Linked DNA regions of Mus musculus: region 1 is linked to region 2. The links are chromatin loops, found by intact Hi-C in ENCODE. Cell type or tissue: heart. All regions are shown on one strand.

Evidence for each region. Hi-C counts contacts between places; a loop is a spot of excess contacts. Peaks named below come from ENCODE experiments on the same cell type or tissue, not always from the same donor. Only the 100,000 strongest peaks of a DNase experiment are listed, where the experiment ranks them.
Region 1: it touches region 2 in a loop (1.9-fold over the local background); 3 of 42 quality-filtered maps call a loop at or near these places.

Annotation. Positions count from the first base shown.
Region 1 is chr1:91,000,204-91,008,203 of GRCm38, forward strand. It overlaps a transcript of Lrrfip1 not described here. Among named protein-coding and RNA genes, the nearest start is that of Rab17, 35 kb to the left of the region's middle. In heart, a CTCF peak has its summit at 3,972; DNase peaks (open chromatin) are centred at 298 and 1,098; H3K4me3 peaks cover 1,750 bases; H3K27ac peaks cover 3,370 bases.
Region 2 is chr1:91,049,001-91,057,000 of GRCm38, forward strand. It overlaps Lrrfip1 (leucine rich repeat (in FLII) interacting protein 1), which reads left to right and starts at 4,444. Exons shown (of 25, transcript NM_001310732.1): 1 at 4,444-4,723. The coding sequence starts at 4,658. In heart, a CTCF peak has its summit at 3,972; DNase peaks (open chromatin) are centred at 3,931, 5,051, 6,111, 6,961 and 1 weaker place; H3K4me3 peaks cover 4,889 bases; H3K27ac peaks cover 5,443 bases.

The DNA.
Region 1 (8,000 bases), 49 kb before region 2:
GGTTACAGGACCTTTGGCTAAATACAGACCCTTGCTACATGTAGTGGTTTGAATATAATTTCCTGGTTACAACAGTCTCTTATGTGGCTCTGTGACTACCCAGCAAATAAGTGTCCCTGGGAGGGCCAGAGTGCCCCATAAATCCTGGTGGTTGCAGGACAAAGGAATGAGAAGATTGGGAGTCTCGTAAGCCAACCTCTTATCGGGTGGTTGGTATAAAAATAGATTGGAAGCAGAGGCCAGGGGATGGTTCTGCCTTACACCCAGGGAACCGCAGTCAGCAGTTATAAAGACAGGCAGGAGTCAGACCTGAGCTTCCAGACAGGTCGGACCACTCAATACTAACTGTGCTGGTCTAGGAAAGCCAGCTTCCCAGCCCCCACCCCCTCAGCCCTGGTCTCATCTCTGAAAGAGAGGCAGATTTCCTGAGGCTTAGGGGACACACAAAGGAACAGCAGGCAAAGTATTTCCAACCAATGCATGAAATGAGTGCACCCCCGAATAAGACAAACCAATGGTGAAAGTCAACCACAGATGTGGCACTTACCCAGAGCCAGGGGCATTCAATGAAAAGACTGGAGGGAGCAGGTGATGCTGTCTGCTCTGGTACAAATTGAATTCTGTTGGCCAACTGTGAAGCTAAATCAGTATTCAGGTGGCAAATATCTATGCCCTGAATAATTTAATGTTCTTATGGACACTAGTAAAATTGTCTCCAGCTTGGTTTCCAATTCACTCTTGAATCCATGATCATGGTATCCAACAGTTAATCCTAAACAGCCAAGAGTTAGCAGGAAAACTAGCAAGGATTTGGATCAAAAAGGGGGTCTGGCAATGTGGGTAGAATTATCTTGTCACCTAGCACGGGAGAGGGCAAGCTGGGAGAATGTTTGCGGACTTGGAGGCCAGTCTGGGCTACAAAGTGAGACGCTATCTCACAAAAAAGAAGAGTGGGTGGGAACCTGTAGATCAACAGTCCCTGTAGAAGATCCCATCTGATCAGAAGGGTCATGGAAGGGTCTGAAGGTTTGGAATGAGAATTCCAGCTAGCAGATAACATCAGAGGCTGCTTCCTGGAGGAAATGGTATCTTGAGCTCTTGAAGGATGTATCTACCAGCCAGACAAAAGTCCTGACCACTTGACAAGAGACACATAGCAGCACAGTATGGGACTCCCAGGCGAGAATGCTAGTGCTTGTATCTCAGTACTACAGGCTCCTGTATGCTGACCACATCCACAGGCAGAGGTGCTGTGTGGAAGTTCACTGACTTTAGCCTCGGCCAAGGGGTCATTCCAGGATGGATCCCTGAATTGTAGTACCCTCTGTCTGCATCTCTCTACAGACCTAGTTGCAGCTTTCTGAGGAACCTCTACAGGTCTCTAGAGTTTTCCTGCTCCGAATTCTGAGACCACAGATGACTGGCTTCCATGAAGTCCCTGTGGCAAAGGGAGACAGGGCTATCCATGCCAGGCCTGGATCTGGGGAGGGCCCCTTGTCCTGTGCACATGCCAACTAAGGACTGGGCATCCCTGCCCCAATCCTTTAGGAAGCTGTATAGTCCTGAGTGGAGGTGGAGTGGTTATAAGAGCGGTAGGAGGAACAGAACGTTGCCTTCAGGAAGACAAATGGAGACCCTGAGCCAAGGTCATCAGGAGACCTGGGTCATACAGGCAAGGGACTCACTCAGTGGCATGGAATAGGAGTGCAGTTCTCCTGGAGCTAGGAAGTTCTCTGAGAAAGAACAGAGCCTTTCAGTGCCCTTTCCCCCACAGTCTGCCTTGTCTCTTTCCATTTCCACAGGTCCTATCTGGCTCCAGTCCAGCAAATAGATGGGTTGTCATTTAATATGCCTTTGGCATATCAGTACTGACTGGATCATCTTTAGGAGGTGAAATTCTAGCATGATGTTGGGGGAAGGGGCCTGCCATCAGTCTCCAGACAGTAAGGCATGGCCTTCTAGGAGGCTGGGAGTGCCAGGTCTCACATATGGGCAGAGGTGTTGCTGAAGTCTTCATAAGGTGAATCTCCAGGCTGAGTCTTCCTTCCTCCCATGTGGACCTTCTGCCAGGGACTTTAGGGGGGCCTGGGCTTCCCCCTCAGCGCTCTGTCCAAGGTTGTTCAGTGTCCTCTCCAAGGCTTTCCAATGCCACAGTCGCAGCAGCTGGCTTCATTTGGGTTTGCCCATCATCTTGGGTGGTGAGTTGGTTCCTCCCTCTGTGGCCTACACGAGATGCCTTTCCACATTCAGCAGGACAAGACAGGAAGGGGAGGGGGATCTGGGTGGTTCTTCTAAGAGAGACACAGATCTGGTCATCATCTGTAAGGTATTAAGAATGGCCATAACTGTCTCTGAAGCCTCTTGTCCAGGGAACCCACTGTGAGGGGATCCTCCTAGCATGTGGTCCAGGAGCCCTGAATGTTGAAAACTCAGAGCCCACCCCCAGCTTCACCTTCTCTGGACCAAAGTTCCTGATACATAGAAGATACCCCCACCCTTCTCCCCAGCAGAGCTCCTGGGAAAGGCAACCTGCAGCCATTAGCTCACACATGTTAGAACAGAGAATGTCACTCTCCCACCCTGGAGACTTCCTGTCCTAGACTCACAGGCTGATGGTACCTTCTATGTTCCGCTGCTGAGCCCATGCTCCGTCCTGCTTGCCTCTAGGGCTCCTGCAGGAAACCACTAGCAGCCATGTGCAGGCTGCAGGCTTGTCTCCTAGGAGACCTGCTGTGAGCACCACTCCTGGGCTGGGCAATCCTACTGAGATAGTCCATCCACGTGCTCTGCTCATCCTCCCAAGCAGACCTCAGGACTCTACCTGTGTAAGGTGAGCCTGTCTATACATCTGCTTGCTCAAGCTTCAAGGCCATTGGGATATCAATAGGTTGGGGTGTGTTCATGGGTCTAGCTCATTTTAGACCCTTACCTCTGCTACCTTTGGCACCAAGGTGACGTGGCTTTCTTGGATTGAGGGATCTGGGAAGAATTCAGCTATCATGACAAACTCCTGGCCTCTGTCATAGTTCCCATGCCCTACCCCACCCCCACTGTGACAGCACACTAGGGCCTGAATTCAACAGTCCTTTTTGCTACCCAGCCACTTAACTTCAGTCGGATGCCTTTGTTTCCCAAGACTAGTCAACTCATAAAAACCTAGTGGACACTGGCTGGCTGTGCCACCCAGGGTGGTTAGGCTATTACTGTGCAGTCAGGAAGTGGTGGTACCCCACCTTCCATAGGGTGGGGGAACATGTGGCTGTTCATTGTCCAATGTGAAGAGCTGCCCCACCTCAAATATAGCCATCTTGGGTGGCCCTCCTAAAAGAGACACAGATCTGGGGGCTGGGCATCATCTGTGAGGTATTATGAATGGCCAAAGCAGGAGTTCCTGGGTCTGTGAGCTTGGACTGTTGATGTGATTTCTGAAAGATGGAAGAAGCTGAGAGGATTCAGAGTCTCATCTGGACCGCTCTGCTGTCTCTGGTGGCCTCCAGGCCCCACCCATAGCTATTTCTATCAGAGCCAGCTGTCTCTTCCTCCATCTGTGGACCGTCTAAGTGACTCCTAGCTCCATGCTCAGCGTTGGGGTTTTCCTATGAAAGGCTGAAGAGACCTTAGACTGAATGGTGAAGACCACAGTCCTGGACTGTAGTCAAGGTTGTCACCTGTAAGTCTCATCTAAGTGTGGGACACAAAAGGAAGAAGGGGACAACTGTGAGCAAGCCATTCTCAGAAGCTTCATCCCACAAGCATACTAAGTCCCATCAGAAGAGTAGAGCATTCATTTAATGTCCTGTCTAAAGCCTCATTGCAGATGACAGCCTACGCTCAGGTCAGCTTCACCCATCCCTGGGACAGCTGTCCCCAGCTGACCTGTGAGCCCTCAGTGTAACCTTTCATGAGGCAGACACTAGTGCTCTCTGCCTTCCTGTATCCAGGATTTCCTCCTTTCACGCCCCCGTCTGGAGAGCTTTAATTTTTACCTCAGCAAACGAATATGCAGTTTTGCTGTTATTCATGTTCTCGGGCCATTACCAACACAGCTGGATGGTTCTCTTAATTGTTTTGTAACTTTAGGGTTTTCTTTTTAAATTTCTATTTATTTATGTGTGCCTGTGTGGGTTTATGTGTACCATGTGAATGTAGGAGGCCAGAAAGTCTTAGATTCCTTGGAACTGGAGTTATAGACAGTTGTGAGGCACCATTCAGGGTGCCAGGAACCAAACCTGGGTCTACTGTGGAAGCAATTAGAGGTCTTAATGCTGGTCTGTCTCTTTGGATCATGAACTGTTCTTTCAATACTTGTCAGACCCTGACACTTCTCTGGTGAGACATGGCTTCTTACATTGCTGTGTGTATTGATTTGAAAGCACTAATGATGAACTCAGTCACCAGTATTGCCTCCGTGTCACAGTAAGGAGAGAAATCAAGGCCCTGCCCACTTGATGTCATTTAACCAAGAGTCTGTCCAGATTGCAAGTTTCTATTTTGCTCTCTTCTATCTCCCGTTATCCCAGTCTGCCTGTAGTATGAGTCTGAACCTGCGCCTGAGTACTGTCCTGTGAATCTGTCCTTGTGTCTTAGTTTCTATATGTCTCACAAAGGGCTTTGCTCTGTCTTTTATTGACCAGCACAGAAAACATCACAAGGGGAAGGAATGAAGGACACTCTACAGAAATCTCTAACAGAGTTTTACAAGGGATTAAGTCACAGTCTCCAGCTAACCCCAACTTACAGACAGTAGTATAAACATTTTTCACTAAGCAATAAACAAATATTGTTGGCAACATTAATGGTGGATACTTGGTTTATAAGATTATTTTCAACCTATATTTGCTGTTTTCAGCAAATAATTAGCGTAATACACACATTGTTCTCTGGGGCAGGAGCATGGGAGAATACATAATTTAAGATTATAGTTATGCATTAGCTTGGATTATAGAAGCTGGTTACATGGGAAATCCAAGGCAAGTCAGGTTGATTGTTACATTGCTTTCTTTTATTTTTTTTTTAAGATTTTTATTTACTTTATATATGTGGGTACACTGTCTCTGTCTTCAGACACACCAGAAGAAGGCATCGGATCCCATTACAGATGGTTGTGAGCCACCATGTGGTTGCTGGGAATTGAACTCAGGACCTCTGGAAGAGCAGTCAGTGCTCTTAACCACTGAGCCATCTCTCCAGCCCCTTACATTGTTTTCTTAAAGGCAGATCAAGCAAACTGCTGAGTCCACAGCAGGATGTCAGTCCTGAGTCTTACATGACCTCAAGGTATATTATTAACTACACACACATATATATATGTATATATGTATACACACACACACACGCGTGCGCGCTCGCACGCGCGTATATGTGTATATATATATAATATATATACACACACGTGTATATATGTATACACACACACATACACACACACACACACACACACACACACACACACACACATATATATATATATATATATATATATATGACTGTGAGGTCCAGCAAAAGTTCCAGTTTCTAGAATGTAAAAGATACTTTCATAAATGATCCATTGCCACTGTCCTGTAAAAGCCAAATATTTTAATGGGCCCATAAGTCCCTGAATGTCCCTGGGGAGTGCCACAGTTTTCACAAATATTATGCATATATGTAGATATTCCATTATTAAAGTGCAGCTTATAAAACTATTCTTCATAGGTTTATCAAGCTTAGATGCTGTCTGTTGCCTTCCTGGGTAGAAGATTGAGAGTGGGTATCCGTGGAGACAAGTTGCCATTCCCCCACATCCTCATCCTGTATTTCTATTGTTGTGGTTAAATAATATACTCATTGGCATAATGTCATGGTAGGTTGAGGATATTAGATGCTAGAATCAGGTTTCATGGGTTCAGATTTGTCCTTTGTTCCATGGTCAAAAGCAATTATATGAGCACTTGGACCTCCTATAAGTACAGCAGGGAAATACTAACAGTCCACTTCCCATGAGGTAGGTGATTATGAGAGCAAACGAAAGATGTCAGGTAAAGGTCTCAGGGCAATGGCCAAAGTGCACTCAGGAAACGCCGGTGGAAGTGACCGTATTACATAGCACCCATCACTTTGGGAGCCAGGCAGCACAAGTAGCTGTTTCTTTTTATTTAAACTGCTTGCCTGTGCCCATGTCTATGATCTGTAATTCTTCAAAGTCTTAACAAGCCCTTTGTGGTCCCGTTTGTAATATAATTAGACAAGTCAGGCCATCATCCCATTCTATCTATTCCCCACAATCCTCCCAGTCAGGTCTGGGTGTCCTCGGGCTTTGACCCCCTCAGCTCTTGCTCCCTCTTACAGCTCTAAAGGATGGATCTTTTTGGCGGGGGGTGGGGGAGTGTGAGTCCCCATTTCCTGGATTGTAATTGTCTTTTATGGCTCTAAACTTGGTTTTGCTGGAACAGGTCCTTCTGAACAAGGTCCCCTTTTCCAAATATTTGCACGTCTACAAAAGCCTCCTATCCTACCCTCCCACTTGATTGATAGTTTGGTTGTATATAGAGGTCTAGGTTAAAAATAAGTTTCCAAAGAATGCCAATGGTTACTCTGTGTCCTTTGAAGTGGTTTCCAGTTGGCATTGTTAATTGAAAAGAACCCTGTGCAGAAAGTGAAGGTGGCACTCGGTCCTCTGTGGGGGGAAAGCTGCAATTTGTCGGCATTCGCTTGAAGGAACACCGGCAGAGCCACAGCGGAGGAGCGTGGGAAGTAGCGAAAGCAGGTTTGTCAGGGACGTGCCTGTATTACCTACCAAGCCAGTAAGTCAATGTGGAAAAGCAAAATTAAAAATTAATTTCTGCCATCATCTTAGGGCCTCTTCCTATTTTGTTCTAGCATTGAGGGTTGCTCTGAGAATTTTAGTCTCTCCCACGGTCAGCTTCATAACCTGCTTTTATTCTCTGGACCCTGTAGCAATCACTGTTCTTCCTACCCTAGGCTTTTCCCATGTGTATCAAGCATAACTGGCTTCATTGAATCTGGAAATGACTATCCAAAAGTTCTGTGACATTTCTGGTATCCCCACCCCACCAACCAGCAGGATACCTGATCTTCCTTTTGTTCTTTCTACACCTCTGTCTTTTGTTAGATTGTTTGGAACAGAATTCAAGTTAATCTACTCCTACTAAATATACCTGAACTATATTTAATTTTGATTTCTTGAGGTTTCCCTCCTGCCCCTCATCCTTTTCCTCACTTTGTGATTCTTCCTTTAAAATTTTGTTTTTTTCTGTGTATTTATTTATTTTGAGACATAAATCAGATCTGCCTTGAGATTACAGAGATCCTCCTGCCTCTGCCTTCTAAGTGCTGGGTTTAGAAGTGTGTGCCGCTGTACTCAGATCACACGGATTTATTTTATGTGTGTGTGTGTGTGTGTGAGAGAGAGAGAGAGAGAGAGAGAGAGAGAGAGAGAGAGAGAATGCACACATGTGCAACCACAGGGCAAATGTCAAAAGACAACGTGTGTGTCACTTCTCTCCACCATTCAAATTCCAGGGATGAAACTCAAGTTGTCAGTCTAAGAGCAAGTGTATTTACCCACTGAGCCATCTGACCAGCCCCCTTTTTCCTTTTAATCTCTCTCTCTCTCTCTCTCTCTCTCTCTCTCTCTCTCTCTCTTTCTCTCTCTCTCTCTCTCTCTACTTTTCTACAAATACAGAGTCTCACTATGTAGTCTAGGCTGGTCTTGAACTCACTGTCTCCCTACAAAACTGATAAATCATTCATTAGTTTGGAGTTTTAAAAAAAGTAGGATTTTTGAGCTGGATTTAGGGACACACACACCTGTGATATTAACCCTTGAAAAGCAGAAGTAGTAAGATTGCTACATGCTCAAGGCCAGCTTGGATTATATAGCAAGTTCTAGGATGGCCAGGGTGATCTAGCAAGACCTTTTTCTCAAAATAGAATAATGGCGGGGGGGGGGGGTAGGAAGGAAAAGAAAGAAAAGAAAAATCCAACAAAATAACAGAAAA
Region 2 (8,000 bases):
GTGTGCTAAAGGCTGAGCCACACCATAACTAGAAACAGGTATTTTCAGTAAGTAAAACAGTCTTGGGGTTCCCGGTGTGATTAGATATCCTGCAGCACTTCAGTAAACCTCAGTGTTTTGCGAACGGAAGGCGTCACACCAAGCCTGGGTGATGGCCTAAACCCCAGTTATCATAGTATATAGTCCCAGCTATGGCTTCTAGGGAATTGTCTAAGGATCCAAACAAAGCAAGAACATATATGTAGACCCATTGTGTGTGCAAGCCATTGGAGGTGTTTGTTCTATTGCCCATTGTCGATGGGGCTGGTGATTCATGTCTGTGAAAAAGAAACACCAGGGTTGTGATGGTGAGAAATTATTTTAAGTTGGTTACCTGATTAATGGGAGCGGAGAGCCACCGTGCCTTGCCTTTGCCTCTTTCTGTGGTCACCCTGCAGCCCAAACCACAGAGGAAGACAAAGCTAGGGAGCCTAGCAACAGATGCCAGGGAGACAGAGTAAACGGGGCTTGGGTGGAGCCCCAGTCTGGCTCACTCTGTGGCTGAGCTGTGATACTTATGGCCCTCCAACAATGCAGGCTATTGTTTTTACCGTTTGTTCTGTTCTCGGAGTTCTTTATTAGGTTCCTGAGCATGATCTTGTGCACCTGAGAACTCATGTTGAGACTCCAGACATTTGTTTTTCTCTGAGATCACAGAGGACACACCCACACCATACACACAGACACATACCAATCCCCCCACATACATTACACACACATACACCACACGCAGATACAACATACACACCCACACAATACACTCAGATGTACATCATTTCATACATACATGCCATGTACACATATACCACACACACACATACCACACACACATACATTACACACACCAGTCACACATGCATACACCATACACATATATACATACCTCATACACACAACACACACACAAATACAACATGTACATATACAACACACATATAACACACACATATACACATACCCACACATACACCATAAGCATGGTAGGGACATATCTTTCCTAAAACCTACTGTGTGCTCACAGAAAGAGATACAGGGCCTAATCCCAGCACTCCAGAGGCAGAGGCAGGCAGATTTCTGAGTTCAAGGCCAGCCTGGTCTACAAAGTGAGTTCCAGGACAGCCAGGGCTATACGGAGAAACCCTGTCTCGAAAAACAAACAAACAAACAAACAAAAAAGAGATACAGGGCTTAAATAGTATCACCAAGACAAATCTGTGAGCTCACAGGTCGGTCAGGGCCTGGCCATATGGAAGGGGCTGCAAATGCAAAGCCAGCTTATTAGAAATGGCTGCCTATTGGCCATGTTTACCAAAAGGAGACAACTGAGCTGCATCATCAACCTCACAGCTTTTTATATGAAGACCCTGGGCCCTACAGGGCATGGAGGCACACTCTTTGAATCCCAGCAGTCTAGAGATGGAAACAGGAGATTCCAGAGTTCAAGGACAGCATTGGCTACATGATACCATCTGAACAGAGGAAAGACAAAGACCTTTGATACCATCAAGATGTCAGTCCAGTGCACCCAGTGAGGCTCCCCTTGCACTTTCAAAGGTGTCCTGGGGCCTTCTGCCTGATGTTTCGTGTGCTTAGGAGGCTTGAGGTTTTCCAAGCAGAGGCTTTCCTATCGCTCTGCCAAGACACCGTTAGAGTTCTGTTGAGGTGAACATTTATGTAGACGCCCCATTCTACCGGGTGTCAATGTTCATACCTTCCCACATTCCAGAAGTTTGTAGAGTCCCTTCACACTCATAAACCTTGCTGTGCCTTGCAAAACATTAAAAAGGCTGATGTCGGGTTGGGGGGCTGTCAAAGAGGGGCATCAGAGAGGGACTGGCATAAGAATTAATGGAAGGTAGTTTGGGGTCTTTACCCTTTGTCAGAACATAGGTCGATTCATTTACTTTTTATTTAGTTTTAAGACAGGGTCAAACTCTGCAGCCCTGTCTGTTTTGGAACTTTATCTATATACCAGGCTGGCCGAGAACTCAGAGAGATGCCTGCCGCTGCCTCCCTAGAACTGGGTGGGATTTTTTTGTTTGTTTGTTTTTGGAGACAGTGTTTCAGGTAGCCAAGGCTGGCTTCAAACTTGGTGTAAAAGCCAAGGTTGGCTTTCAATTCTCAATCCTCCTGCCTCCACCCTCCAAGTAGATTACATGCAAGTGTAACCAGGACATAGCATTTAGATTTAAATGGCACTGCCAAGGGTCGATAGGAAACATACGGATTTCCAGATTTCTGGAGCTGGGAACCGCCCACGTCTGTCACCAAACAGGACAGACTGGGTTCACCTGAGTCAAAATGTGGCACCTGAGAGAGCAGGCTGTTAGGGTGCTGGCTGCCATAACATGTTGCCATTCTGTGGAATCGCAAGTCTTTTATGTGTTTATCGCTATTCTATGGCTGGTGGTGTATCCCAACTCTTGAGGCTAGGAATCTCACTGTCCTGCTCCCTCCCACTGTCCGTCCCCCCCACCCCCAGGGAGACAGTGGGAGGAGTGAGGGGAGGAATTATCCTTTTCTCTGGCTCAGCCCAGTTCCAGTTCTCAGCCATTTCAGTTTTATGGCCCTGCTTCCTTCTTTCTGTGCGAGAGGAGGCAGCAATGAGTGGGCTGGAAGATTGGAAGGGCCGCTAGGCTAGGACGGTATAGGGTGATGTTCTTTCCTAGACACCAGGCAGAGACAGAGCCTTGTTGTTTATGAGCTTGCTAGAAGCCAACAGATTCCATGGTTCTGGGGATATGCTCTGCAAATTAATAACAAATCTCTTCAGACATTGTCTCCGGACATGCAGAGCAAAGCAAGCTGGCCCCTGGGCTGCTGTGGTGGGGAAGTCCCAGGGTTCCACATGGCCAGAGGCTTAGATTCTCCCTATCTAGGTGAGAATACAGTAACCCGACTCTCTCAGGCTGTGTTATTAACTGGATTCCACTCTCACCTGTAAAGTTAGTCCTAGTAAAACTACTTGGACCCCCATAGAAATTCCACAGCCCTTGCCGTTACGGTGTTATCCAAAACTATTCTCTCTGATTGATAGAGCTTTGTTTGTAAACTGTGATGCTGAAACCAACTGCTGGGAGCAGGTCTTCTCCTTCCCAGGAAGTTTTCCTCATCTGAAACACTTCACCAAAGCTTGGTACCCATTTTCTTTCGGCCTGCATAGTACTCCTCAAACTAGGTCCCCTTCATCCCTTTGGTCCAGGCCATCCTGCCCCCTAGAACTCGTCTTTCTGTGTCTACTCTCTGGTCTACCCAGTCCTTCGAAGCACTACCCAGAGACTTAGTACCAGAATGCTGCTGCCCCACATGTGCATAAGCCAGCGCACACTGGTTCCTTGTTACCAAAAAAGCGTGTCAGCCGGGCTCAGATGTGACTGGCTTCTCTAGATCTTTCTGGAGTCTCCAGTACAGAGAAACAAGGCAGGGGGCCCTCTGATTTTCCTTTTGAGCCCGAAGAAGGCTCTTCTAGGGTGGAGAAAACAGGTCACCCAGGCCATGTGCTCCTGTCCATAGCGCACAACACTGGAACCTTCTGGTTGCTTGCCCGCTTGGCTTTAAGTTTAAATCAGGGGTGCTCCTGCCCAGTGGACGTGGAAGGCGCGTGCTGCGAGTCGGGTCACTGTCCAGCGTGGATACTAGTTCCTCGACGCTCCCTATCGGATCGCGGCTGTCACCTCCGCTTGATTCTCGCTCCTGTCCAGCGTGGTCATGGGCGGTAGCTTTGTGGTCCCCAAAGCCGTGCCGGCTCGGAAGACAGTAGTGACGGGCGCAGCTGCGCTCTGGCAGAGGCTCATGCGGTGTGGTTCCAGCTAAAGCCACGCGTGTCCTAACCGAAGGCGCGCCTCCCTAGGCCTGGGCTGGTCTCCCGCGCTGACTCAGCTGGGGACGGCCAGGGCGTGGCCAAGGGTGGGGTCCCCAGGGTCTTTCCCTCAGTCTTTCCGGTGTCTGCCGCAGGGACTGGGTGGTGATTGATGGCACAGCAGCTTGCTGGCCAGGAGCGGTCTGGAGGGGAGGGAGGCGGTTCCGGAGGCTCTGAGGCGGTGCAAGAGGAGGAGCGTGGGTGGGGCTACGGAGGAGGAGCTGGGGTCCCGGGTAGGCGGGCCCGAGTGGACCTCATGGTAGGAGTGCTTTGGCTGAGAGTGCCATCGTGGGCGAAGCCGACGACTAAAGTGGCAGAATGTGGCTGCGAGGAAGGAAAGTTGGAAGCAGATGGACACAGGCTGGGTGGAACCATAGAGGAAGGGGTACAACCCCCTGGAAAGAGCGCGGGAAAGGGGCTGGGAAGGAAGGAGAGGCGGGCATAGGGTGGGTGGGGCGTGGGGAGAGGCTGGGCGGGGCTGGGGCGGAGTATGCCCCCGGCTCCTCTCTTGCCACCCCCGCCCCCGGCCGGGAGCCACCTGCGCCCCGCCCCGCCGGCCGCACCCCAGCTAGGGAACCTCGGAGTTGGGCGTCCGAGCGTGTGCGCCCAGGGGATCGTTGAAAGTTCTACTTCTGCCTGGACGGCTTTCCTGGATCCCAGAATGTGGCCTCACTGAGAACCCTCTGCCTGTGGACTAGGGAGCGGGTCTTCCGCGCGAACTCTTGGGTGGGAAGTTGGTCTGCACTTCACTTCGGCAACATGACCAGCCCAGAGGGCGCGCAAAACAAGGAAATCGACTGTCTGAGTCCAGAGGCGCAAAGACTGGTAAGAGGGAGACATGATTCAGACCTGTGCCTGCCAGCAACCGCCGCCTGGGTCCCTCAGTTGGTTCTAAGGTCAAGGACAGTGGCCCCTTCAGCTACCGTGGTGCTGCTGGAGTAGAGGCGAGTGGGCTTGGGCCACTCGAAAATCCTGATATAGGGCAGCTCCTGCCTACCATCAGGTGGTTGGCTGAGTGTAAGGTGTCCGTAGGCGGAGCTCTGAAAAGTACATTTTATGCTCCAATGTTCCTCTCAAGGACGAAAAGGAGAGTGGGCTCTCCCTCCACCCCTAGTGATGGTCTTTAGGCAGGCTTTGCCCAGCTGGCTGGCTCTGGCCAGGACCCAACCGAGGTCTGAGATCTGAGGGTGGTGTAGAGTTTCACAGGGAACTGCTGGTTTGGTGTTTTACCGAGTACAGCACCTGGGTCCTCATCCAGCCGCACCACCTTGCCATGAGTGGCTTGGAGGGTTTACAGGTTCTTGACCTCAGGAACACCTTCCTCTAGGATCCAGGGCCCCAGATCCACTTCGGCGGGTGCCAGAAGCCACTTGTGTCTGGGCAAGGTGCTTACGCATATTTTACTTCCCGAACTTACGTAGGGACAGTGGATGAGGACGACGGTGATTGAAAATTGGGCACCGGGGAGTTGGGGGATTTTTGGTTGTTACAGCCTGTGTAGTTTATAGTTTTGGGGTCTGGGAGTTCAGGCAGGATCCATAACCCAAACTAGCCTTGCTCTCAGGATTCTCATGTCTCAACCCTTCCACTATCGGGCTTACAAGCCTGCATCACCCACCCACCCCCCCCACCCCCGCGCGCCTTATCCATGGCTGTGGTTGCTTATTAGTGGGAATATTTCAAAGTAAATTGTACTCTGTGAAACCATGTATTTTATGGAGTTGATACCAGAGAGAGGGGGAGACCCAAGGTTCCCATTTTAGCAGGCTTTTGTGAGACCTTGATAAAAACTGAGCCTCAGCCACTCATTCTCCAGGTAGGAGTTAATCCTGTAGTTAGTTGGTCTTTAAGGAAGAGTAGTCGAGGCAAGGCTGCTCTGACTGGGGGAGCTTCCTCCAAGTGCTAGGAAGGCTAAGTAAACTTTTATTCCAATGACAGACTTGTAAAATGTCAGTTCCTTGCTGAGAATTGCTGGGCTTTTTTCCCCTGTCTGTTTTATAATGTTTATTCTATGTCCCTACTTAAACTTGGGCAGTCAAGGAGGCTTTTGGAGCTGTAACCTGTAGGCCTAGGGAGGGAACCTGCAGGGCCACTTTGGAGCCCTCTTAAGGGAGGCTCAGGGAGGAGAGAAAGCTTCTGAGACATGAGTGTTCAGAACAGAGGCCCAGGCAGACCATAGAAGGCAAGCAGGAGGAGGAAGTCAGCCCTGGGCTGGTTCTAGCGGACAGGAACCAAGTGCCTGCATCCTGGGCAAAGGAAGGAGAAACACCAAACCCCGAGAACAGGGATGTAAAGAAGTCGAGGAGGGGCCCAAGAGGTGGGAATCCACTTCCAACTCCAAGATACCAGCCACAGGTCCCCCTACTCAATTTGGAGCCTGCCTGGGATCCAGGCGGGATACTGTTGTAGCCCAGCAGTAAGAGGATGGAAGCAGTGGTCATTCAGCCTAGCACTCATTGGGCTAATCAGTCCATGTCCAGAATCCAGGAAGCACAGAGTGCTGGATAGTTTGTGAGTGTTTACATGTAAGGCTATGGCCGAATCCATCTAGCAATGAGCCCTGCCCTGCCCCAGATGAGGTTATTTTTAGTCTTTCCTTCTCTCTCTCTTAATGTAATATAACCTTCATACACTGCTCTGTAGCCCTCTCTGTGCATCTGATGGAGGCCCGATACCTAACAAAAAGATGGTCAAAAATCTAACAACGCTGGATTCTTGAACGCATTTAGTTCCAGAAGATTCTAGAAGGAAATTATGAATCTTTAAGAGGTTTACAAAACAGTAGCAAAAGTTTGTTAAAAGAACACAGAAAAAGAAACACAGTGTGGCCCCTGTTTATGAGGCTAATGGCCTGCTGGGCAGGAAGTGTCCAGGGCATGACAATGGCCGGTGTGTTAGAAGGGGGGCCACCCAGCTGCCGTGGACCCTGGGTTGAGCATGTTGCTGGAGGCCAGCAGAGATGGTTACAGAATAGCTTTTGTGTTCTGCAGTAAGTGTCCCTGGCTTGTAGGAGCAGGGGCGTCTCTAGTGGACGAGGGCCGGGTTGAATAGTTGTGAGAGGACCACGTGGGTAAGAGGAAACAGACAGACAGCGTGATCTCCTCAGTCTAAGACAATGGGCAAGACTGGAGCAGAGTGAGATGGTGCAGGGCTGGACACCTGCAACCCTGGCCCTCAGAGGCCGCTCCGAAGGAACTCCAGTTCTAGGCTAGCCTGGACTATCTAGCAAGAGCCTGCTTCAAAACAAACATACAGGGGTTGAGAATATAATTCAGAGCTGGAGTGCTTACCTAACACTGTGTTCAAGGCCTCAGCATCACAAAGGAAAAAGGAGGGGAGAGAGCAGAGTTGAGGGGATGCTAAGCAGGTGAGAAGTCTCAGAGGCTCTGCATCCACAGAGGAAACTGGCGTTCAGTTTGTTTGTGTTTGTTTAATCTTACATGTATGGGTGTTACGGCTGCATGGTTGTCTGTGCCTGACTTGCCTTCCTGATCCAAGTGAAGACCAGAAGAGGGCTTCAGATCCCTTGACGTTATACACTGCACGCTGTGTAGATGCTGGGAATTGAATCCCTGTCCTTGAGAAAGGCGGCCAGTGGTAACTAAGCCATGTCTCCAGCCCCAAAGTGGCATTTCTTCAACTTCCGGAACTTCTCTGAGTCACTCGGGTTGTGTCACCTCTGGTCTCTTTCCACACACTGATGAGCACCTACCCTGAAAGAGGCTGGCCAATCCATACCAGGGCCAGGATGCAGATAGAGGGGTAGAAGTTAGCCCTGTCGGTCATGTGCACACATGGCTGAATGCGGGCAGGCTGTGACCGTAGCCCTGCATAGAGTATGAACTTACTATAACTCAGTCACAGGGCTTTGTAAGTGACCTTGTGTCACAGTGGAGCCCCTCTCACAGGATCCTGTACCCCACACAATCCGAAGGTCCTGAAACCTGGAGTATGGACTGACATTTTAAATGTGTTGTTTCTCCATGTAAAGATAAAAGTAGTGAGCTCTTTCCTTTTGAGTTGTAGGTCTGAGGCCATTTGCCTCATTTTTCTAGCCTGACTTATTACTGTGTCCTTGACCCAAACATGTTTGCACTCTTCC